Regions from separate parts of the Homo sapiens genome. Here all the other regions are linked to region 1. Evidence: chromatin loops called from intact Hi-C (ENCODE). Cell type or tissue: dorsolateral prefrontal cortex. All regions are shown on one strand.

Region 1 (8,000 bases):
CATCTGCAATTTCAGCTACTCAGGAGGCTGAGGCAGGAGAATCACGTGAACCCAGGAGGCAGAGGTTGCAGTGAGCCAAGATCACACCACCACACTCCAGCCTGGGCGACAGGGTGAGACTCCATTTCAAAAAAAGAAAAAGAAATCCACTGTTTGGATTTGCTTCATGTGCTGTGTGTGGTCAGAGGGCACACTCCCACTTGGCTGCTCTGTCTACTTCCACTGTATCCCTGCCTATATCTTAAACTAGCTTAATTCTGCAGCTCAGTTTCTACTACACTTCTCCAGACTTCTGCTTTTTATTTCTTTATGTTTCTTTTTGGTGCCTTTCTTTCCTGTAGTCTATAGATTACCTTAGGCCTAATTTTAAATTGAATGATAACTTTGCTTTCCTTATATTTTCCTATATGAAATCGAGCTTGCAGGGCAGTTTATATTTTTGTTTTTAAAATTAAACATTTTTTTAAAGGTCAGAAATTAACCTAAGTATCACCTTAACATCTTTTATTAACACAGATGATAATAAATAAAGATTCAACCACTTATAGTCTTCACTGAGAAGCTGTTATCCTGTTTCCTTCCCACAGGATTCCAGTTGCCCATTATTTTAAATTAGAAATATCTAGTCAATGTAAAAACGAAAAATAAATGGTCATTGTTAGTCTGAAATTTAGCATTCTGTACCACTTTAAATTACATAAGAATATTTCATTTGTTGTAGCAAAGACTAAGAAAAAACTTCAGGTAAACTTTCTGTTCTAAGACCTTTAAATCACAAATGTCTTATGCATTATAATGCCCATTATCAAGAAATAAAGATATTTTAAAAGATATCACAGTATTCAAGTATGTACATTTAAAAGCCAGAAAGGTTATAAAGAAACTAGCCAGATCGTATCGGAACTACACAACAATCTTACCAGAAAGCAAGATGGAAGGAGGGAAAGAGGAAGAGAGACCAGAGACCAGACAATTGGCTCAAATAGTGAAACTTATTTAAAAAAGTTCCTCTTCCCAAGAGAAACCCTCCCCCACGCCCCCCCCCAAAAAAACAAGAAAAAGAAAGTACCAGTAAACTATCATTTATTTGAAATTCAAATCTCATCCTAAGTTTGAACTGAAATTCAATTAGTTTTTCACTTAAAAGCAGGTTTTAAGCAAGTGGATTTGAGCAAGTCTATGAAGGAAAAGATGTTTAGAATCAGATCCTGAGAGATCACATGGATTCGTTTCAAGGCTACCTCTCCTGCACCCTCCCACCCCGCAAACTCACCAGAAGTCTGTCTGTCCATAGAAAAGGCAGATAGACCAAGTAATTAAAGGAATCTACCTGAAAAATGAATTTCTGAAGGAATAACCACTTTTTATAAATCTCAGTTTCATTGAATGAAAGGTTATTTTTTGTAGCATCAAGTTAATAGATAAAAGGCTATGAGAAGTGAACACTCTTAAGCACAAGACTTAGTACTAAGCATGCCATCAACATACCAAAATGGAGTTTATAATCTGTTTGAAGAAAACTGTTGGACTTTGTTAAGTTGGCAGGCAGTTAAAAAAGGAAGAAAAGAAAAAAGAAAAAAAGAACTGACAACCAATAGATGCTTTTACAGGTTAAATCTTGTTGAAGGTAAGTTATCCCCTCAGTACACTTTGATTTATTTAAGCTCACCACATTTCTCTTAAATACACTCCATTAACAAGTGATAGACTGTGATCTTAGGCTTGGGGCAAGACATGAAACACAATCTTTCAAGAACTTCATTCATTCTCTGACCAGGTGTCTTCAACACACCCAGGTTTCTAGTCACTTGAGTTCTGTGAAGTATTATTCAAATCGATAGTGTTGCTTTATAACTGAACACTGTCATGAAATCACCCTACTAGCTCAATAGTTTGGCCTCCCAAGTTCAGATTCACAGCATGAGCGAAAGTGATCAGAGGAATAAAAAGCTTCAGGTTATGTATGAGGGAGCACTTTAGAAAGAAGCTTTTGTCCTGAAAAGTGGCAAAGCAGATAGGCACACCTATAGGAAAAACTTAGGTTTACAAAAATCATCAATGGCTTAAATGGAAAATTAAATTAGAAACAGAAAAACTAGAAATTTTAGATTTCTAAAAGCTAGAAATCAGTGTAGCTCTAACATTATAATTGTCTCATATCTATTCAAATTGCAATCCTCAGATATCTACTACTCAAATTATTAAATCTAATAGGACAGTACTTCCCAAATAATTCTCCAAGTGAAGACAGAACTTCCAAGTTGACACGACCAACTTTCAGTGATACCTTATTAATGTGACCCTATCTTTAATCTACAGCCATGATAAAATGTTCCAACATATACAAACTCAACTCAAACAGTGACTAATGACCATTAATCCCCCTATCTTCAGTAATCTGCCCCTCCAGTCATTTATCACAATGACACTTCACTTTACACACGTAAATAAACTTTAACCAGAAAGGTGAATCAACAGAAATCTCAAAGGTATCTGAAGCTGTAAATTAAACTAGGCAGAGACACAGCCAAGGGAGGCAAATAGAGAGATCAGATTTTAATGTTTTTGATTTGCATCCATAGCTAGGGGTGGGGGACTGGAGGGACTATTCAATTACTCCGATATGCAAACTAAGGAAAAATAAGGCATTACAGAAGGAGAAGCTGGAAGTGGGGAATGACAACCTCGAGGAGTTAGTCTACTCATCCCTCCACTGTGACGTACATGAGATATACCAGGTTGAAACTTCACTTTCTGTTTTCTTTAAAGAAGTAACAATTTAATAATTTTTAAAATTTACTTTAGTTGCAAATCTTCCTTGTAACTTTCAGCCAGCAGGCACAATTCACAGGCTAAAATTCTTTTAGGGGTTTATTCGCTATCATTTAGCTGACGTATGTGGTTTTTTTCCCCCCTTTTCTTACTCTGTTAACTGTCTTAAGTAAAATCCCTGGTCAAAACATAAATGATAACCATAGACCACAAAAGCTCAAACTAACCTTTAAAATCGTTTCATAATTGTGCAAACTGAGTGACTCTTACCGATAAGCCCTGATGCAATTTGAAGCTCAGTATGCGAATGTGACTATAAAAATTCCGAGGTGCAGTGTGTGTGTGTGTGTGTGTGTGTGTGTGTGTGTGTGTGTGTGTTTTAAAGCCTGAAATCGGATCCGTGATTGAAACCAGAATCTACCAAAAGGAAAGAAACAGAAGTTGAGTCGTGGCTCAGTTCACCCACAGTAAAAAAGTTTCCTAGGGAGTGTATGAAAACTATTTACAAGTGTAGATACAGTGTGTACTCTTATGTCAGAAGGGCCCCGTTTCAGCATCCTTCCAACACTTCATATGGAATTTCAGTATTATTTAATTAATCCTAAACATCCCAAATTCAGTTTTCTTTCGCCAATGAGAATCCCCAGGCAACTCCCCTTTCCGATGCTTGCAACCGCCTGTTTTCCTTCTAAACCCAGCGAGGCAGTGGCTATTTTATATCCTACCTTAAGAAGGAGTTATTTCGTGAAGCTTCTTCAGAATCAAATTTAATTACAGACTTTGGTTACATAAAACAACTACTAATAACCCCTTGTGCTCGGAAGAGGAGGGGCTAGAGAGGACTAGGCTCAGGAATCCTGGCAAGCCTGCGGGCCACAAGCTCCCAGGGCGCACATTTCCCTCCCCAGGGAAGCAGCCGGCGGCTGATACTCACTTCGGCTCATCCTGGGGGCCCTAGCTCACTGCCAGCCGCTGCCTCCTCCCACCCTAGTGCTTAGACGTGCGTTTGCCCAGAGTAATCTGGGCGTGCCCTGAACTTGGCAAAAGGCCGAGATCTGCAAAGAGTCTTGAGGAGGTTCAGGGGTGGAGGGGAGGTTTTGGGGAGTGGGGAAAAAGAGACAACCCCAAATGCGAACTAGGAACATTTTCGCCTAAAAGTCTAGCAGGAATCGAGCCCCTCCGGCCTTAGGAGGGAGGGGTAACCAAAATACACTTCTGGGTTTGATCGTGCAAAGTGGAGAGGGGGCGAACAGGGAGGATCAAGGGTGAAGAAAGAAGACGCGGGGTTACCTGAACAGAGACATATTAATCCAAACAGGTAAAAGTGAGCGGGCTCCGCAATCATTGTCCTCGGGTGGATCCTGTATACAGTCTCATGCCAAGAGGAGGGAGTGGAAATAGGGTCCCCAAATGTATGAAGCCACACACCACACACAAAGGCTTAATATAAGCAACGTGGGTCAATTAGCCAAGAGTTTTCAGGGCAATTACTCGTCGACCTTTCCGGACGCTTGTCAGTATCTCAGAGACTTTTGCAGAGGAAGAATTCCAAGGTTTGTCTTCTCCGGCCCCAGGATTTCCGAGGAGGCTCAGACACTTTCAAGAACCATCCAAAGCGAACAACAAAGAGCCGAGGCAGAAGCGCAGTAGTGCCGTTTCCTGCCTCCACGGTCTTGCGGAGCCTCCCGGCGTGCGCCCCCACAATGTGCGGCCGAGCGCCGCTGCGAGGGCAGGCGCGGCGGCGGCGGCAAAGTTGGGGTGTGAGAGCTGCTGAGGGAGGGCCAAAAAGTGCTTCTCCGTCTCCCGGCGAGCCCAGTCAGCAGCGGGCCACCCGCGGCGGCGGCGATAGCAGCCAAAGTAGAAGCAGCAGCTCCGGAGGAAGGGCTCGGGGTGCCGGGAGTGTGACTGGGTGACTCCGCGCGCAGAGAGCGAGCGAGGGGGCGGTGCGGCGACAGCGGCTGCCTGGGCGGGCCCTTGTTCCCATCACTTGGGGGATGCGGAGGGTACTGGAGACAGCAGCAGGACCGCGGACACTCGCACGTCTTCTGGGCGCCCCCAGCCCCGCGCGGCGCCCAACATCGCCCTCGGCCCCTCGCCCTCTGGGGCGCTCGCAGGCACCCCTAAACTACGCAGAAGCCCAAACTTCCTGGGGGCAGCTGCCTGCACCCCTGGCTCGTGGAAGCTGTAAAGAGGCAGCTCCCGGCTCTCCCCGGGGTGGCAGAGAAGGGCAGAGAGGATGCTGCTGCGGGTGGGAGAGACGGCCGCCGCGGCTCACCCCAGCTCCTCCCGGATCAGCGGCGTCTGAAGTTTCTGCTCTCACGCTGCCTCCTCTCCAGCTCAATTGCTTGTGGGTTTCCCCCACAGTCCCCGCGGCTCCCAGTTCCCTCCCTCTCCTCCCCGGCCCGATAATACTTAAAGGGGCCGCGTGGTCCTTTCCATGCTTCACTCTATTCTCCAGGCGCTGGTCAGGCAAGTTCTGCTCCTCAATATTTCCATCCACAAGCCAGGGGTGCCCAACTGCGCCCTCAGGTGAGAATCCAATTGCTCGGAATCGGAAATCCAGGCGAATGAGAAACTGTCTTGTTTCTCTCGCCACCCCTAGCTCCCCTGCACCTTTCTCCAAATGGAACCTCCCAGCCAAAGACTTCAAAAATCCTCCTGGTCCAACTTAACCTCTTCCTTGCCGCTTCCAGGAATTGGAATAAACTCTCAACTCCACTCTCACTTCTCCCCATTCCCATTTAAAAAAAAAAAATCAATTTTGAGCAACATGGCTTTAGGACAGGAGGTAAACAGAGAACTATCCAGAACATATCAGTAGATGGGCAGTCTCTTACAACCATCCTTTTCTTTTAAGTTGCAGTTGTTGAAGGTCTTGTAGAAAAGATATCCAAATCATAAGGCACAGGGTTGGGCCTTGGGATCATTTCCTCATGTTTCAGTTGAAACTCTCTCTTTCAACTTCATACTCCACACATTAGAAAGCTAACAATGGGGATGTAATTTTAAGAGAGAGAGAAACAAATGCAAAAAACAATCTTGACAAGCCCAGAGTTTGCAGTTAGGAGAAGCTAGTCAGGCATAGGTTTGACACTCAGTATACCCGCCCTGAAATCCCAACCTGCCAGTTATAGCTCTGTGACCAGGTCTGTTTTCTCTTCTCTGTTTCTGTTCTCGAGATATTTTATTGCATTAACAAAAAATACACAAAGCAAAACAAACCTGACACGTCTGAAAGGCATTCATTCATTGAGTCAGTCATTTTTCTTTCTTTCTTTTAAATAGGACACAGTGGCCAGGCGCTGTGGCTCACACCTGTAATCTCAGCACTTTGGGAGGCCCAAGCGGGCGGATCATTTAAGGTCTGGAGTTCGAGACCAGCCTGACCAATATGGTGAAACCCCGTCTCTACTAAAAATTCAAAAATTAGCCGGGCGTGGTGGCGTTCGCCTGTAGCCCCAGCTGCTCGGGAGGCTAAGACAGAAGAATTGCTTGAGCCCAGGAGGCGGAGGTTGCAGTGAGCCGAGATAACTTGCCACTGCACTCCAGCCTGGGCGACAGAGCGAGACTCCGTCTTAAATAAATAAATAAATAAATAAAAAGACACACTATGTGAAATACCTAACATGCCGAATGCTGAATAAATGGCAGAATTAATATCTACAGAGTTGTGTACCATAACTTCAAAAAAAATTATTTGGTGTCTAGCAGTACATGTAAGAAGCTGCTTTCGGTGGTTGCCTCTGGAGGACAGAACTGCGCAATGGATAGGGCAGAGAAGGAGGATTTGCTCTTTTCTACATAGTGTTGTGCTTTTCCATGTCTTTTCAGGTGAGCACATTCATTACCTAATGGAAGATAAAAATTTAAAAGCAAATTGTACATTGATTTTGGTTGCTGCTGGTGCAACCAACGACCTTAGAGCGACATTTTGTGGAAACTCTGGTTAACAGCACCTATCTTTGAAAGTGAAAGATAGTCTAATCCTGAGAAAACTGACTATAAATTCAGTAAACAGCCTGGAGATAAGAATTCAAAGACTCCAACCAAAATCTTTTCAGCAGTAAAAATATGAATGGGCAGTCAAAGCTGAAAAGCATACATCGATTTGGTCTTGCTAAAGGATATTTAGTGAAAAACATAGAATATATCTCTTTTTTCTTGGAATACAAAATACTTTTAAGAGAAGCTTACCTAGTAATAGAAAACAAACACTAAAGTGTAGTACTTGAGAGAAAGAGAGCAAGATAGAGAGAAAATTCAAATCCTCATATCATTTGAATGTACGTTAAATAAAGATGTCAAACTTTCACTTAGTAATGGGGGTATACTTTTAAATATAATGAAGAATATGTGTAAGGATCCCTATTGCATTGTTCCCCCAAATGGATCTCCTGGTCTCTGGAAGTTTGCTCGTATCTCTCAAGATTTCTTTTGCCATTTATCTCATTGAATGCAAACCATATTAATATCACCCTTGATGTCTCAACTTCAGTAAGCAACACCCATCCCCTCTCTTCCACTCCTAGAGATGATTTTTTTTTTTTTTTTTTTTTTTTTTAGAGACGGAGTCTGTCTTTGTCGCCCAGGCTGGAGTGCAGTGGCGCGATCTCGGCTCACTGCAAGCTCCGCCTCCCGGGTTCACGCCATTCTCCTGCCTCAGCCTCCCAAGTAGCTGGGACTACAGGCGCCCGCCACCACTCCCGGCTAATTTTTTGTATTTTTAGTAGAGACGGGGTTTCACCGTGTTAGCCAGGTTGGTCTCGATCTCCTGACCTAGTGATGCACCCGCCTTGGCCTCCCAAAGTGCTGGGATTACAGGCGTGAGCCCTGCCGCGCCCGGCCTAGAGATGATATTTCCGAGGACAGTCAGCAGTAAGTATCTTCAAGGAACTAACTTTTGGCCAGCCCCCTGATGAAGACTATCATCACCAACTCATATGTGTTAGTCCTTTCTTTTTCCTGTCTCATCCAAAGTGTATCTATTTTCTGTCTATTATATTGGTAAAGATGGCATGCAAAGACAAGAACGTGTATTCAGAAGGCATTACGGATCTATAAGAAGTGAAACTCAATGCATCTGAGAACTTTTGTATCTACTTCCTTTTCCTCACTCGTGCAAATAAACACTTAGTGAACATCATCTATGTGCAAGAAACAGTAAAGTGTGCTATAGGGACAAGATGCAAATATAATTCCTTTCTTTTAGGCTTTTAGAACTCCTACTA
Region 2 (8,000 bases), 290 kb before region 1:
AAAAAAAAAAAAAAAAAAAAGCCTGGTGTGCTGGCACATGCGTGTAGTCCCACCTACTCTGGAGGCTGAGGCAGGAGAATTGCTTGAAGCTGTGAGGCAGAGGTTGCAGTGAGCCGAAATCATGCTACTACACTCCAGCCTGGGCGACAGAGTGAGACTCTGTCACACACACAAAAAAAGCAAAAAGAAATCAACATCTTATGTTGAGTCATATAAAAATACTGATTGTAAATTTAGGGTGAGTTTATACATTTTAAACTGTGGTGCCCCTATGTAAGCCAAAAATGAACATTTTCTCTGTCTACATAGGGAAGAAAAATATGTCTAACACAAACAAAACACTATAAATGTGAAAACAGCACTATTTAAAATAAGCTAAAATATTTCTTGGCAGGTCTCTTCCTGCGGCTGGATTTGACAGTCGAATTGTAAACCTATCAAAAACTAGTTTGTGTAATGAACAGACACAATGTTAAACACTGAACTGCTGGAGCACTATTCAATTAACATAATCCGGGTAGTGGAGAAGCAGAACATGTTAAACTTTCAGACAATATGCTGGCATTTAGCCTATGTCAAAAATTCAAGGCAGAGGTCTTCCTTCCTCATTACCATATACCTTACCAGCCCACAATAGTAACCACATTAGAAGCCCACATTTCCATAAGCGCTAGACAGTGCTTAAAGAGGCCCTTAGCTATAAACATACTTGATGAAAGCAAAGCAAAACAAAAAAATGTCCCACTGGTCTTGCTCCTTTTTGGGAAAGAGACAGAGAGGAGAGAGGAAAAGAAGATAAAGAATTTTAAAGTTTCAAATATATTTAAACTTCCTATTTTTCTTTGTAATAGTCTCAGGTTAAAAAAAATGTTTTAGAGATGTCAAAATGTAAAAATTCTTGATGTGTTTAATACATATGATTTTTATATATCAGGAATTTTCCCTGTAAAAAACTAGAAATGACTACTTTTTTTAGGGGTAAAGACTTCTCTGAGCAGTAGGAAATCCTGCCTTCATCTCCTTTACTGAATTGCTTACTGAATAATTATAGAGAATAATCAGGTTTAAGATGTAGCTTTTCTACCAAAAGTGGAGAAAACCACTTTATGTCTCTGGTTAGCATGGAAAAACTAGCATCAGTATTCTTATTTCCAGAATACAAGAAACAAAATTTAACTTTGCACACAAAGAAATATACTGCCTTTAAAAAAGTAAATTCAGTAAACTTTTTTTGTTCAGTTCCCTTTTAAAACATAAATTCATAAGTTTTTTGATTGGGTTATCCGAGAGTACACAGCTTACCCTGAAATCAGTGCTCACAATCAGAAATAAAGATGAACTTAAAATGAACTCCTTGTGATGTCTTCATTTTCTACCCTAAAGCAAGTCAGATGATTTGCAGTATCTGTTACACAGGAATTTTTTTTTTTTTTCAGACATCACCCCCACAATGTTATCCATACACCTCTAGGTTAACACAGTGAACAGACTGGAGCTAATTAACTAGTTTGGCTACACAAATTCTTTTCTGCTTTTAATTACATTAACCTAATGTGACTTGAATTCAACAGACCAAAAACAAAACCGCTAATTATATTAAGGGCTTCAAAGATGATTTCAAATTGCTAACCACCAAACTGTCATAGAATTTATCTCATTTCCTTTAATATATTTTACATGCAAAATCTGTGCTTTACTAAAAATACTATTTAAAAATACATCAAAACAATGAATAATAGAATATTGATTATAATGCTAAAAGAGAAATATGTTTCAACTAATACAGATAAGACACACATAGGCATCATCATACCAATAAGAAATTATGCAGTACTAAATTTTTACAATTTTCTAAAAGATTAAAGGTTTGAAAATATTGATTTACAGTAGTAAGGGCTTGACGAGTGGGATTCACATGAAGAATGAAGTTGTCTAAAGCACCTGAGTTTAGAAATTATTTTTTCAGAAAAAAACTTGATTCTTTACCACCAACCCGTTTTCATACTATTTTGCAAATTAAGTGAGATGAGAGGTTTTGAATGATAGTCTAGCGTATCATCCTTAAACAATTCACCACTAACTCTCCTTGAGCAGAATATCTCTTCATAGAAATGCTGTCAATTCTGCCTGGATCTTTGACCTAGAGAATAGAGAGCAAGCTGTTGTGAACTACAGATGTGCCTGGCGTGGCTTCTTAACAACAATGAGATGCAGGTAACCCAGATGGCCAGTCATAGCCCCCAGACATTCCCCTTGGTGAAATCAGCTGCAGTACAGTTTTAGATGATCCCTAAGGACTCCTTTCAACAGAAACATTTGAAGAAGAGTCACAACAATAACGGCTTTTCTTTCTTTAAATTTTGGCATCAAATTAGTAACAACAACAACAACAACAGTAACAATCCAGAAAAAATAACTTGTTTGAGGAGGGTGCAGAGAATAGGAGGAGGTAAAGTAATACCCATTACTTTCCAATCTGGCTACAAGAATAATATCAGCCTTTAATGTTAGACAGTTCAGATTAAAACATTCATATTTTCTAATGCATGCCATCCTATTTTTCAAAAATAATCATGCTTTATTGCCTTCTAATTAAGCAAAAACATTGCTAGTACCATAATTATTTTGTACAAATGACAGACAAAGAATTGGATAATCAATCCCAAAAGTATCATAGTAACATAAAAATATATAATCAAGTAAAATAATTCATATAATTCAGATATTATATAATATAAAAGAAAATACAGTATTTCTTATTTTATAATATTTCCTTGTCATAGTCCCAGGTAGGTAGTGCAAAAAGAATACTTTAAAAAACTACATCTCGGCCGGGCGCGGTGGCTCATGCCTGTAATCCCAGCACTCTGGGAGGCCGAGGCGGGCGGATCACAAGGTCAGGAGATTGAGACCATCCTGGCTAACACGGTGAAACCCTGTCTCCACTAAAAATACAAAAAATTATCCGGGCGTGGTGGCGGCACCTGTAGTCCCAGCTACTCGGGAGGCTGAGGCAGGAGAATGGCGTGAACCCAGGAGGCGGAGCTTGCAGTGAGCCGAGATCGAACCACTGTACTCCAGCCTGGGCGACAGAGCGAGACTCCGTCTCAGAAAAAAACTACATCTCTTATTAAATAATTTCATGTTTTTGTTAACTATGGTTTAATTATATTTCTGAACATACACATTAATAATTTTGTCTTTAAGACCTACATTTTAATGTAGTTAGCTATCAGATAAAAATGTAAATTGTTCATAAATCGATTCAAAACCATCACCATCAAAAATCATTGATAGAGAGAAACTTATATTTACTGATCTAGTGACCAATACTTCTAAGTGTAAGAACAAATTTCAAGAAATTCATTTTTATATATTCTATAAACATGTATATTTTATATATTTATTTGTACTAATCTCACAAAATAATTTTAAAATTCTATGTATTTATGACAAAATGATTTTATATTTAAATATCAAAGCAAATATTTTATTTTAGATTAAATAAACAATAAACCTCAGCCAAATCACAGTTCTTCTTGGTTAGCAAAGTTTATTAAAGATTTTTTGATCTTTCTATTTTTTATAAAAGCTATTGATTCTTGCTTCATTTTCCCAAAATTTCTTACCTCCCTCTATTCCTATTTTCTTCTGGTTCACAGAGCCCTAAAAGAGAGAGAAAGGGGAAGGAGGAGGAGAAGGAAAAGGAGGAAGGAGAAATGCATTATTTTAATTATTTCCCACTCGAGTCTCTTGATTAGATATGATCTGGTTTCATGCTGTGCGTTCACAGGCTGTCGGGTAAACTTGTCTTTAACTCAAGACCAGTCCAATATGAACTCATAACACAAAATGACAGCACTGTACCCCAAGATGGATGAAACTAAGGAAAACAGATTGTATACCAATATTCATAAGATTTTGTTTTTTCTTCTAGGTTATAAAAAAAAAAAACCCAGATTAGTCAGCTTTCAATTAAACTGTAAAAAGTACCTAGATTTTACAAATTATTCACTAGTCTATTCTCAAGTGAAGGGTATTTCATCATTTACAGCCTACTCAAAGTGTAAATAATGTTCCTGGGGTTTGCACAAAAAATGTTTTATATAACAAAAGGACACCGGGGCAAGTACACACACATTGTAAAGAAAATATGAGAATGATAAATTGAAAGCAATCAAATGACCATTCTAAAAATTCCTGGTGACATAAAAAAGGACAGCATTGCATGAAGAAAAGCCATAACTTGTTTCAGGTCTTTCAACTACTCTCTTAGGAGTGGAATTGAGAGGAAAAATAGGCAATTAGGATCTCTCCATTGGCGTCCCATATTTGCCTGGGCTACATACACACAAGAGAACATGATCCCGTTTCATTTGTTTCCTGGTACACTTTACAATACCATTTGAAAACCAACATGAATTCAGCCAGGAGTTTAAACACACTTGATCATCAGAGAGAAGCAACAAGAGACTTATGCAGAAAAAGCAATTATCCCAGTGGGAACACGTGGCTCTTTGCACAGCTTGGTGAGCTGCCAGCTGAGAACACAGGCCTGGGAGAGTCCCCGCCTAGGACTCTGGCAGCTGCACTTCTCTGCTATTTCCATTTCTCCTCCTAAATTTCTCATTTCTTCCTCATAACAATTGATAAATTGGTAGTTGGCTGTTTGCTGCTGCAGAAGCACACCTATGATAATTTGATTATAGACTACATCAGGAAGAGCTGTGTTGCTAATTGCACGTAAGTGGGAGCCACCCTGCAGACAGACATAGTTAAAGGAAAGGATGATTTTCTTTGTGAAAGTATAAATTAGTATCTTGCTCTCTATCCAATGTATATCACCAGAGATCCTTTTCATGATTCCTAATTTTAATAAGTAATAATAGAAAGAAGTAACACAGCCCTCTTTAAACACAACAATTTTGCTTGCTTAGGTGTAGCTCAAAGACAATATGAAGCCTTGGGTATGGCATTTTTCTGCTGGACACCCATTTTCCTGGGCTAGACAGAGGTACGTAGCCTAAAGCAATCAACCAGGAAAGCCCCTTCTAATTTATAGTATTAACCAGGAACAGACAACTGCTGAGTGCTGATGAAATGGAGAGCAGATGAAACAGTGAAGGCTTTTTAGCAGATTTCCCCAGGTGTCTGGTTCCCAAATTATTAAGACTAGAACCCCAAAGTGAATCCTATAAAAGGAGGCAATATAAAGAGTGGTTTTAGCCTTTGCTAGCTATCTTCTAAAAGTAAGAAAGCTAATTGATTTTTACCTCTATGAAAATTCTAGGTAGATTACATGGTAGCATTCAGCCTTAATATGAAAAATTGATTTAGCTTATAGCTATTAAAGTTAATGTATTATTTCCTTCACAGGTCTCATGAAACAGTGTCCTGCTGTTTTAAAGGTAAAAAACAAAGTCTTATGGGCAATTTTCACTTTCCCACAAAACCAGGTTTGCTTTTTATCACCTCTTCCAACCATCTGGCTCTAATTCTGAATTTACATACAGTCACAGCTAAGACAGCCTGAAATAAAAATCTACAAGGGAATTATGACTATACTCTAGAAATAAAGATGACAAATGTTCATAGTATTTGAGGGGAGAAAAGCTTATTTTCAAACTCTTGGCTCTTTTGAATTACAAGTACACCAGCTGAAAATACTTTGCCAACAGTAAATCCCTTTTCCTCTCTCTGGGTTCTTATACTTAGCTCTATAGTTTGGTCCAGTGTGAGAAATTCCCTCACTACCAAATGCTTGCTAAGATAAAGCCTTTTCCAGAGACCACGTATAACTTGTTACCCTTGAAATTTACATTGACTTACATTCTGTAGAAGACTCATAACCATGGCAAAGTCAAATCAAGGTTGGGTATGCAAGGGATTCCTTGATATAGATTGACCAATTTTACTTTACAGAAATGCATTTTTTATTCAAAAATATAAACAGCATTTAATATTACTAATTAAGATTCTACAGAAGAAGAAATATTCCTAAAATAGCTACAAATTGAAGTAAACACTCACACACATTCTGTGGTATTTTAATCCCAAAGAGTCAAAGGAGAAAAAGAAGAGCTTGCAAGTGACAAGCTTAATTGATTAATCAGAAGTTAGGGCTCATCAGACCAGGGTAAGAGATTCAATATCCATATGGCCAGTTGCTTCACCCTCCTTTGTTGAACACGAGATTATGCTAGAATGTAGCTCACTCACTTGGCAAATTTGTGCCTCATTTCCTATGGAAAACACGTTCAAAACATAAATAAATCCCATATCTTCCAACAATACACATGTTAACATGAATTAAAATATTTCTACATACATCCTTAGAGGAAGCAAGTAGGCTAATTCTTCAATGTGAGGAAGAAAATACGACCTTAGAAAGACAGGTCTGACCTAGCGCTTAAAAAGGAGCTTTCTGGTGGGCTACATTAAACTTCAAAATTATCAATAGGTACTTTTGCTATTTCCTGAGAACTAATAATTAACTCATGGACAAATAAGAAATAAAAATAAACTCATCCTGACCATTTCTATTTCTATAGTTATTGGTGAAAACAAAATAAAAGAGAAAATGATCTGTGTAAAGAGTATTGTAAAAACTGTTTGGAGGGATATTTATTTGGAATGTTCTTTCTTAGTCATAAATGGTTCCATTCCATAGCCAAGACAAAAGCATGCTGAACAGAAAATGTAATACAAACGGTATTAATTGTAATAAGGGATATGAGTGTTTTATATGGCTTCTAACCTACGTCTAGGATATACTGTTGGAACTTTGAGCTGAAAAATCAGAATCTTGTGCATCCTAGGTTGCTTCCATATAAACCGATCTTAAGAGTTCCAGCATTTAGGGATGGGAAAGCCTGCACTAGAAGTTATATCAGTCAGTGTGAAGATTAAAGAACAAAGTAAAATCAATGAAAAAAGCTTGATCTGACATTTCCTGCCTTTCTTCTGCATAGAATATATGTTCTGTGATGGCAAAAACTTTCTCCTAGTTTTAACATTTAAAAACACAGCACTTACATAGAAAGTACACTATCAGAATTGTTCACAATCTAAGAGATTGGACATACAGAATTCTTATGATTTCAGTCATCTCTTCTGAAAAAAAATGCTGAATATCTTCAAATTTATGTGAAAAGCACACTATTTTATACTGCATTATAGCAGACAAATTCAAATTCTGACCACTCCATACTAAAATAACAAATGTATTTAAATTCTCTGGTGTTTCTATAGAAATTTTAAAGAACTTAAGAATTGCAAAAGCTTAACATCTGAAAAACATTATGTCCTGTGTGTAAACCGCTTTTGACAGTTCTTCCTGCAGTACACGAAAAATGCATCAGTGAATCTGTGGTCAATTTAATAAATGTGCCAATGTATTTAAGCAACAATCTGTATTACTGGTATTGTTTTAATTAATGAGAACTGTGATATACCAACACCAGCTATATACATAGCATTGTTACATGCATTATTTTTAACGTCGAAAACATTCTCACAAGGTGTATTTTCCTATATTTTGGATTAGAAAATTAAGGCTCTGAGAGTATCAAAACTTGCTCCAGATCATTTGGTAAGTACACTGAAGCTCATTCTACATAGATCCAAAGTAAAGCTTCTATAGAGGGCTTTCTTTGAGATAGAGAACAACAGCTTATATTTTCTTTGCTTCTCACGCCATAAACTACAAATTCACAATATTTTTAAAACGTATAGATCCCCAAACTGAATGGCTGGAAGAACAAATAGGTGCTATCCATGGACCTCCTTAAGCATATTACATTGAAGTTCCCCCTTCCAGCACACCCCATATTTAAGCCTAACCAATCTGGACATCCAACCTAATGGCCATTAGTCCATGTAACTGTCAGCAGAAAAAAAACAATGTGTATGTTTACATTTCATATTTGCATGTGTTGTCTGTAGGACTAATGTTGTAAGGTAAATATCCCACATACATTTCTATGAAGAAGAATGCCTCT
Region 3 (8,000 bases), 140 kb before region 1:
TTGAAGACATGAGAAAGTCTCATTTCTCTACCAAAATAACTCAAATTTTAAATCGTGTATACTGGATCTGAGTTGATATATGTGTGACAGGGAGCATGTGTATGTCTACACATATATCATGCCTACAAGCTGACTGCACATAATGACATCATCTATTTATATTAAATTTCACATATTTCCACTCATGGCTTGACCTATATACGAGGTTAGGCAAATATAAGCAAAACTGAAGTAGCATTTTTTATCTTATAAAAATTCATGAACATCATTACCACATGCTTTCATTCATTTAAAAAAAAAAAAGAACTAAATACCATCTGTGTATGATAGCCTAATTAGGGGATTAGAACCGCAGACGCTTTGCTGGCTCACATGTTCAAGCACATGCCCCTTTGACCATTTCAGGGAAAAAAAAAAAGAACAATAAAAACGTAGTCGGAAGCATCCCTCTGGATTCCGCATTGACTCCTAGCGTTAACTAACCCCACAGAATTTAGCTGTCTGCACTCCCTTTGGGAACTGGCTCTTGTTTTTCCTTGATGTGCATGCCTGCCCCAGCACAAGCCTTAGGATAAACTTGGCATCACATGAATTAGGTTTAAATAAGTTCAAACAGCATTTTACAGAAGACTTGTATCTAAAGTCTGCAACACTGTAGGGACCATTGTTTCCTAGATTTGATACCAATAATAGAAAAATTAATAATTCTAAATTGGTCTGAAAGAAAATAAATGAAAGACAATCATTACTCCACAGTGATATATAATGTATACATGACCCTACATAATATGTAAAATAGAACCTGTAATACCTATTAAAGCACCATGGTAATTTTGGGTCTATTTATTCTAGAAGCTCAATTAATGAAACTGAGTTCATATAGAAAAGTCAAAACACATCTCATTTATTAGGATTGCTTTTCTTACCTTAAATTCCAATAAAATTAGCATGCTAAAACTTTAAACTTTAAAGACCATGTAATTTAATATGTGGTAAATCCTACCAGTCCTACCAGTTAGGATCAGAAGATTGACTCCTACACAGTTATTTAAGATGTTAACAATTAAATATGTCCACAAAACAAGAGCAGTGAAATGTTGCTGTATTTCATAACCAGAAAGAAATATATACTTTGTAGATTAAAAGGTTTTCAACTTAGAAAATGAGGCTAATGAATAAGCAGGAACCCATCGTCACTTACTGAATAGGGTAACTTTTTGTCCTCCCCACAAGGCACAAAGTTAAAAAAAAATTAACATGGTAATAATAATAATCACAGACTCACTAATTGAAAGAAAGGAGTAAATCAGTTAAGCCACCCAAATTGTTACAAACATACACAAAGAAAATTGTTTTACATTTAAAATAAAATGCAAAATGTCAAGAAAATTGCAAATTTAAATGGTGCCACAACCAGGCCGCTGCTCTTTGAACCATTAGGCAGTTGGAGATCTAACCCTTTATCTGCTTTTTTTTCTATTTCAGTTCCAATAGTGCTCCATAATAGGAGTGACCAGTCTGCTAAAGAGCAGCTATTTATGTCACAGTTTCATAAGACAGGTCTATGTCCAGCTGGAAATAACTTCAGGCATTTTCAGCCCAAACCAGCTCTGTATCTAGGTCTGTTCAAGTAAAATTGGGTCTACACAATTTCTCCACATTCTGATCCAAAGAGAAAAGAAGCCCTCATTTAAATATAGCTTAGAAAATCTGGAATTACATGCTATTCTTTCAGTGGTCAGACCCTGATAGTTATGGACTAGCGTATTCTCTTTGGATTCTGGAGGCCATTTCTTATGAATATTGGCTGCCGCAACAATTTCATATTGTCAACAGATGCGGGGATGCTGCTTATTCAGCTCAGTAGTGGTTGCCAGTAGAGGCTCAATGCTTCAGGCTGCAGCAAATTAATCCCAGCAGAGATGAGTTTTATTTGTTTCTCTAATAGTGGGAAGAAATATTGATGAGAGGATTCTGAGCTGTACGAAGGAGAAGAGACTGCTGGAAATTTCACCAACTCATTTTAGCATCTCCAAGTTGGTGGGAAAGTGTGTTACGGAGCCCCTCTTAAGTCCGCATTCCCCTTAGGGCATTCACCTCATAGACTGCGCTTTTCACAACAAACATTCAGTTCTTTGTTCTCTGTTTACAGTGAAAATGGTTAGTCTCATGTATGGAGATATTTATATCTGGCACTAAAAAATTTGAAGAAAACAATAAAAATGCCACAAAAATTGCAAACAGCAACAATTAAAAGCATTTTTCTTTCATTGGCTAATTTTGAAGAGTATGGTTATTTTTAGACACTCAGCATCTTATATAAGTACTTTGTTTTATTGAATTTAACTATGATGAGCTAATTTCCCAACAAGAGCCACTATTTTTCATATTCTTCTCTTACTTCCTATTGATAATTCTTCCTCCACAGAAATAAAAACTGGCAGATTTTATTATCGACTGCATCAGGCCCGTGGCCTGATACAGCAACACTCAAAGGAAAGGGAGAGGCAAGGATGGAAAGAGAAATACTTTCCAGTTGTTTCACTAGAAATTCCTTTTAAATTAGCTTATGTGCATCCAATAAGATCAGAGTTATTCAATTTTGTATAAGAATTACTAATTTAATATTATACTTTTAATGGACATGGCCTTAATAGATCAAATGGAAAAAAATACATAGAGGTTATGAATTTTAACTCTGCAATTACTGTTAGATGAATAGTAATAAGTAACACATGGATTTGAGGGTAAATTTTATGTCATTAGATGTGATGTTTATGTACCTTGGAGCCTTGTTTCTCCATTTTTTTAAAAAGCTAATAGTATGTAAAAAAAAGTAGATTTTGGATACCTTTTCTTATTTTTTATTTTAAAGTTCCAAAATTCTAAATATTACAAATTTAGGAACAGTTTTATATATTTAAAAATAGTAGAGATACAGGGCTACATTTGGAGAAGGTGGAACAAGAATGGCCAATAGAGTCTAGTATGAATGCTAAATTTTCTGTTCAATTTCCTGGATTGTAATTGTAAAAGGCGTCAAGAAATTGATAGTGAAATGAGGCCACTACAAAACTAGAAAGTAGTAAGTAATTTTTTTCTAAAACGATAGAAGTTGGATTATGTATTCATCTGCCTTACAAAGACCATGTGAACCTCCTGCACTTTCACAACGCCACTGTGTACTGCCATCCCTTATGTTTCCGTTCTCATCTTCGAGATCACACCCTTTCCTACTTCAAAATACAACAAGCTGTTTTGAGCTGACATTTTGAGCATAAGGCCATCATGCTGAATGAAATATCTGCTAAGTATTTCTTCTCCACTGCATCTTTCTGTCACCTCGGGGATCATACATGTTATCCTCTTTCCACATTTTCCAATTTCTGCTACTCAATGTCAGTATATCCATCCTCAATTCCTATCTCTCCATCTTTCTCCTTTGCCTCCAGGTATCCCTCTAATGTGTCCCTGTCATTTATATATTTAATTCGTTTACTTATTTTTACCAACTACTTGGGGAAAATATTTCTTAGCTCCTTTACCTTCGGGATAACACCTCTGTTCTTCCTAATCTTTTTTTTTTTTTTTTCTGAGCCTGAGTCTCACTCTATTGCCCAGGCTGGAGTGCAGTGGTGTGATCTTGGCTCACTGCAATCTCCGCCTCCCAGGTTCAAGCAATGATCCTGCCTCAGCCTCCCAAGTAGCTGGGATTACAGGCATACGCCACCACACCAGGCTAATTTTTGTATTTTTAGTAGAGATGGGGTTTCACCATGTTGGCCAGGCCGGTCTTGAACTCCTGACCTCAAATGATCCTCCTGCCTCAGACTCCCAAAGTGCCGAGATTACAAGCATAAGCCACTGTGCTGGGCCATTCCCAATCTTTTCTCTCATCTTCTTCTCTACGGCAGAAGCACTGAGACAAGTCGTTGTGTTTAGTTTCAACAGATTTTTGTTTTATTGGGCATTGGTGCTCAAGGTTTTAATTTTCTAATTTCTGTTGGTAAAAAAAAAAAAGTTATGTAGGTGGCACAGAATTTAGTATACTTGTAAAATGTACTGATATTTCCCCATGACTTCCAAATGCTTCTTTACATCAATAATCACTGACCTGACTACACCTGTTTGTCTTCAACCACATGAGACGCAGATATGTATTATAAACAGGCTCTCACTCTGTTGCCCAGGCTGGAGTGCAGTGGCATGATCAAAACTCACTGAAGCCTCAAACTCCTGGCCTCAGGCAATCCTCCCACCTCAGCCTCCTGAGTAGCTGGGACTACAGGTGCATATCACCATGCCTGGCTAATTTTCTTAATTTTCTGTGGTGACAGGGTCTCAAACTCCTGGCCTCAAGTGATCCTCCCACTTTAGCCTCCCAAAGTGCTGAGATTATAGGCATGAGCTACAGTGCCCTGCTAAACATATGATATTTAAATTATGTACTATTCTACTATACTGTTAATAATTTACTATATAGTATATTTTAAATATAGTATAGTTTTTGTGGGTTTGCTCAAGAGTCCAATATCCATCTAAAGACCTACTTTCTCTCCTATCTGACATCTAAAGTTTTTGAGATTTGTAGAGTTTAGATCTAGAAGAGATTTCAGAGTGTAACACTTTTGAGAATGAGAGGCCTGAAATTCAGAGAATAAAAGGGCCAGCCCAATGTTTCACTGCAAAGCTAGGATGGGGGATTATGCTGCATGTGCAAAATCAGAGAGCCTGATGCAGCCCTCATGTGTGGCCAGAGTGTGCCAGGTAGTTTTGGACTGCAAGTGAACAGTGGGGAGAATGCAGATAAAAGGAAAGGCAAAGGTGAGCTCATAAGGGACTTTTCCTGTGTATTGCTGACACATGGTAGCCACTCAATACATTTTTTAAAAAATGAACAGTTAGATGCCAAGCAAAGGAACATGAATGTTATTATACAGCTAATGAAGAATCACTATAGGATTATAATGAAGAGAATGACAATAACAGACCTGCATCTTAGAAATTAGTTACAGAAGCAATGCAGTGGAAAATGGATTTCTGTGAGATGTTACTAAAAGCAAGAAAGCCAGTTATCAAATAGCAATAGTCCAGGCTGGGTGTGGTGGCTCACGTCTGTAATCCCAGCACTTTGGGAGGCCAAGGTGGGAGGATTGTTTGAGCTCAAGAGTTCAAGACCAGACAGAGCAACATAGTGAGAACTTGTCCTCTGCAAAAAAAATTCTTTAAAAATCAGCGAGGCATGGTGGCACACATCTGTCATCCCAGCTACTCAGGGACTGAGATGGGAGGATTGCCCCTCAAAAAAGAAAGAAAGAAAGAGAGAAAGAGAGAAAGAAAGAGAGAAAGGGAGAAAGAAAGAAAGAGAGAAAGAGAGAAAGAAAGAGAGAAAGAAAGAGAAAGAAAGAAAGAAAGGAAGGAAGGAAGGAAGGAAGGAAGGAAGGAAGGAAGGAAGGAAGGAAGGAAGGAAAGAAAGAAGGAAAGGAAAGGAAGGAAGGAAGGAAAGAAAGGAAAGAAAGAAAGAAAGAAAATTTAATAGTCCAGATAAGATATGATAAATTATTCCTGGATTGAGATAATAACATAAGGAAAAAGAAGAAATAGACTCTCTCTCTCTCTCTCTCTCTTTCTGTGTGTGTGTGTGTGTGTGTGTGTGTATTTCTCTTCTGTATGTTCTCATCATGAAACTCAATTGCATTGCTTTGTACGAAGGCTGCATGTTTAAGTCCCTCCCTTATACCACTCTAACCTGACCTCATCTGTAAGATGTCTTATGAAATAATCTTCACAAAGATCAAATAATATCATTAAGAATTCTGAGCATTCTCACTATGCAGCCATAAAAAAGAAGGAGATCACGTCCTTTGCAGGGACATGGATAGAGGGCTAGAGGCCATTATCCTTAGCAAACTAACACAGGAACAGAAAACCAAATACCACATGTTCTCACTTATAGGTGGAAACTAAATGATGAGAATACATGGACACATAGAGGTAAAAAACACACAGTGGGGTCTCTTGTGGGGTGGAGGGTGGAAGGAGGAAGAGGATCAGGAAAAATAACTAATGGGTACTAGGCTTAATACCTAGATAAAGAAATAATCTGTACAACAAACCCCCATGACATAAGTTTACCTATGTAACAAACCTGCACTTGTAACCCTGAATTTAAAACTAAAAAAAAAAAAAAAAAAAAAAAAAAAAAACTGAGAGTTCTCAAAAATATTTCTCTTGAAATAAAAGTTCCCCAAATTCCATTTGCCAAATAAGAAATTTCCATCTATGCAAGCCAAAGTAGTTATATTGGTAAAGTAATAACAATAACAATAGCAAGAACACTTGACACAGAAATATATATATTTATGTGCCAGGGAATATTCTACATTGTTTTCATGTATTAACTCATTTAATCCTCACAACTATATGAGGTAGATACTATTATTACCCTCACTGTATATTAGTAAATGTGACACAGAGAGGTTTACTCACATGTGTAATAGCAGACACCTACAAAGATTCAAAGACTAGATTTGAACTTCATCAGCCTGACTGTAAATCCTACATGGACTATTTAATTTTAGAAAAATTATGTTCATACAACCCTGCCCATTTTACAGATGAAGAAATGAAGTAAAATGGCATTTTCAAGACCCTACTACTGATAGCAAAATTTTATATATATATATATATATATATATATATATACATACATATATATTTTTTTAAGTAATTAAAGATTCATTTGAAGAATAATATTACCTATACATGAACAAGTTTATATTTTTGTAAAACGTCTTCTAACATTTGATATATGACTTTATCTTTTAGCTTTGTTTATAAAAAAACAACATCAAATAGTTATGTCAAATATTTAACCAGTTATGCTTTTCCTACAATAAAGAGTTAAACATGAGTAATCAAAATTATAGTATTTTAGAATATATATCTTTTAGGAGGAAGAAACAATACGAAAATAAGCTGATTAAAAGAATAATACTTATACTTCGAGGCTTCTTAACTCAATTTCATATATCGCCAACATATTTTATCAGTTTTGTTCATTAAAAAATTGTACTGTGGCCAGGCGCAGTGGCTCACATCTGTAATCCCAGCACTTTGGGAGGCCGAGGCGGGTGGATCCCGAGGTCAGGAGTTTGAGACCAACCTGACCAACGTGGTGAAACCCATCTCTACTAAAAATACAAAAACTACCCAGGTGTGTTGGCGCATGCCTGTAATCCCAGCTACTCAGGTGGCTGAGGCAGGAGAATCACTTGAACCCGGGAGGCAGAGGTTGCAGTGAGCTGAGATCACACCATTGCACTCCAGCCTGGGTGACAGAGTGAGACTCCATCTCAAAGAAAAAAAAAATTGTACTCTGCACTTGTAAATTATGTTACCAGAGTAAAGAAAGAAGATGCCTTTCAAAAAGCGTTCAGTCAATAAATTATTATTACATATACCCATATTTATGAATCTCCAAAACATAATGTGGAATATATGAAGCCCCATTGAAATAATACATATTATATGATTATACTTATACAAAGATAAAAAACCATTAAAACTAATATAACTAATATATGGTGTTAGAATTCCAGGTAGTATGACTTTGGGAGAGACACGAATGGATAATGATTAAAAAGAGCTCCAAGGAGATTCTGAGTTGCTGGTAATATCCTGCTTATTATTCTGCATACTAGTTACATAAATGTGCCTAATTGTTAATAACTGTTTAGCTATACACCTTTAGTTATGTAATTTTCTGTATGCATATTTCAGTTAAATTTGTATTATATAAGACATCCATCAATAATTAACTTAGCAAATATTTTGACCACCTTATTATGTCAATAATACTGTTCTTAGTATTGAAGAAAGAAATTAATATGGATACAATAAAATTAAAATCAGAACTTGGAGAGTAAAGGAGAGAGGAAAGACATGAGAAACATACAATGTGGCATGACGGCAGCAGGTTGGCTTAGGAATGCTGTGAG

What was found. Hi-C counts contacts between places; a loop is a spot of excess contacts. Peaks named below come from ENCODE experiments on the same cell type or tissue, not always from the same donor. Only the 100,000 strongest peaks of a DNase experiment are listed, where the experiment ranks them.
Region 2: it touches region 1 in a loop (2.7-fold over the local background); 4 of 110 quality-filtered maps call a loop at or near these places.
Region 3: a loop joins it to region 1, with 4 times the contacts of the local background. A loop is called at or near these places in 10 of 110 quality-filtered maps.

Annotation. Positions count from the first base shown.
Region 1 is chr3:79,014,345-79,022,344 of GRCh38, forward strand. The region is part of intron 3 of ROBO1 (roundabout guidance receptor 1); the gene reads right to left. Among named protein-coding and RNA genes, the nearest start is that of MIR3923, 490 kb to the right of the region's middle. In dorsolateral prefrontal cortex, a CTCF peak has its summit at 4,573; DNase peaks (open chromatin) are centred at 3,717, 4,567 and 5,147; H3K4me3 peaks cover 5,707 bases; H3K27ac peaks cover 5,566 bases.
Region 2 is chr3:78,724,516-78,732,515 of GRCh38, forward strand. All of the region lies in intron 5 of ROBO1 (roundabout guidance receptor 1), which reads right to left. Among named protein-coding and RNA genes, the nearest start is that of LINC02077, 680 kb to the left of the region's middle. In dorsolateral prefrontal cortex, no CTCF peak of the experiment used is centred here; a DNase peak (open chromatin) is centred at 4,546; H3K4me3 peaks cover 2,537 bases; H3K27ac peaks cover 6,329 bases.
Region 3 is chr3:78,879,237-78,887,236 of GRCh38, forward strand. All of the region lies in intron 4 of ROBO1 (roundabout guidance receptor 1), which reads right to left. Among named protein-coding and RNA genes, the nearest start is that of MIR3923, 620 kb to the right of the region's middle. In dorsolateral prefrontal cortex, no CTCF peak of the experiment used is centred here; no DNase peak of the experiment used is centred here; H3K4me3 peaks cover 1,412 bases; H3K27ac peaks cover 3,336 bases.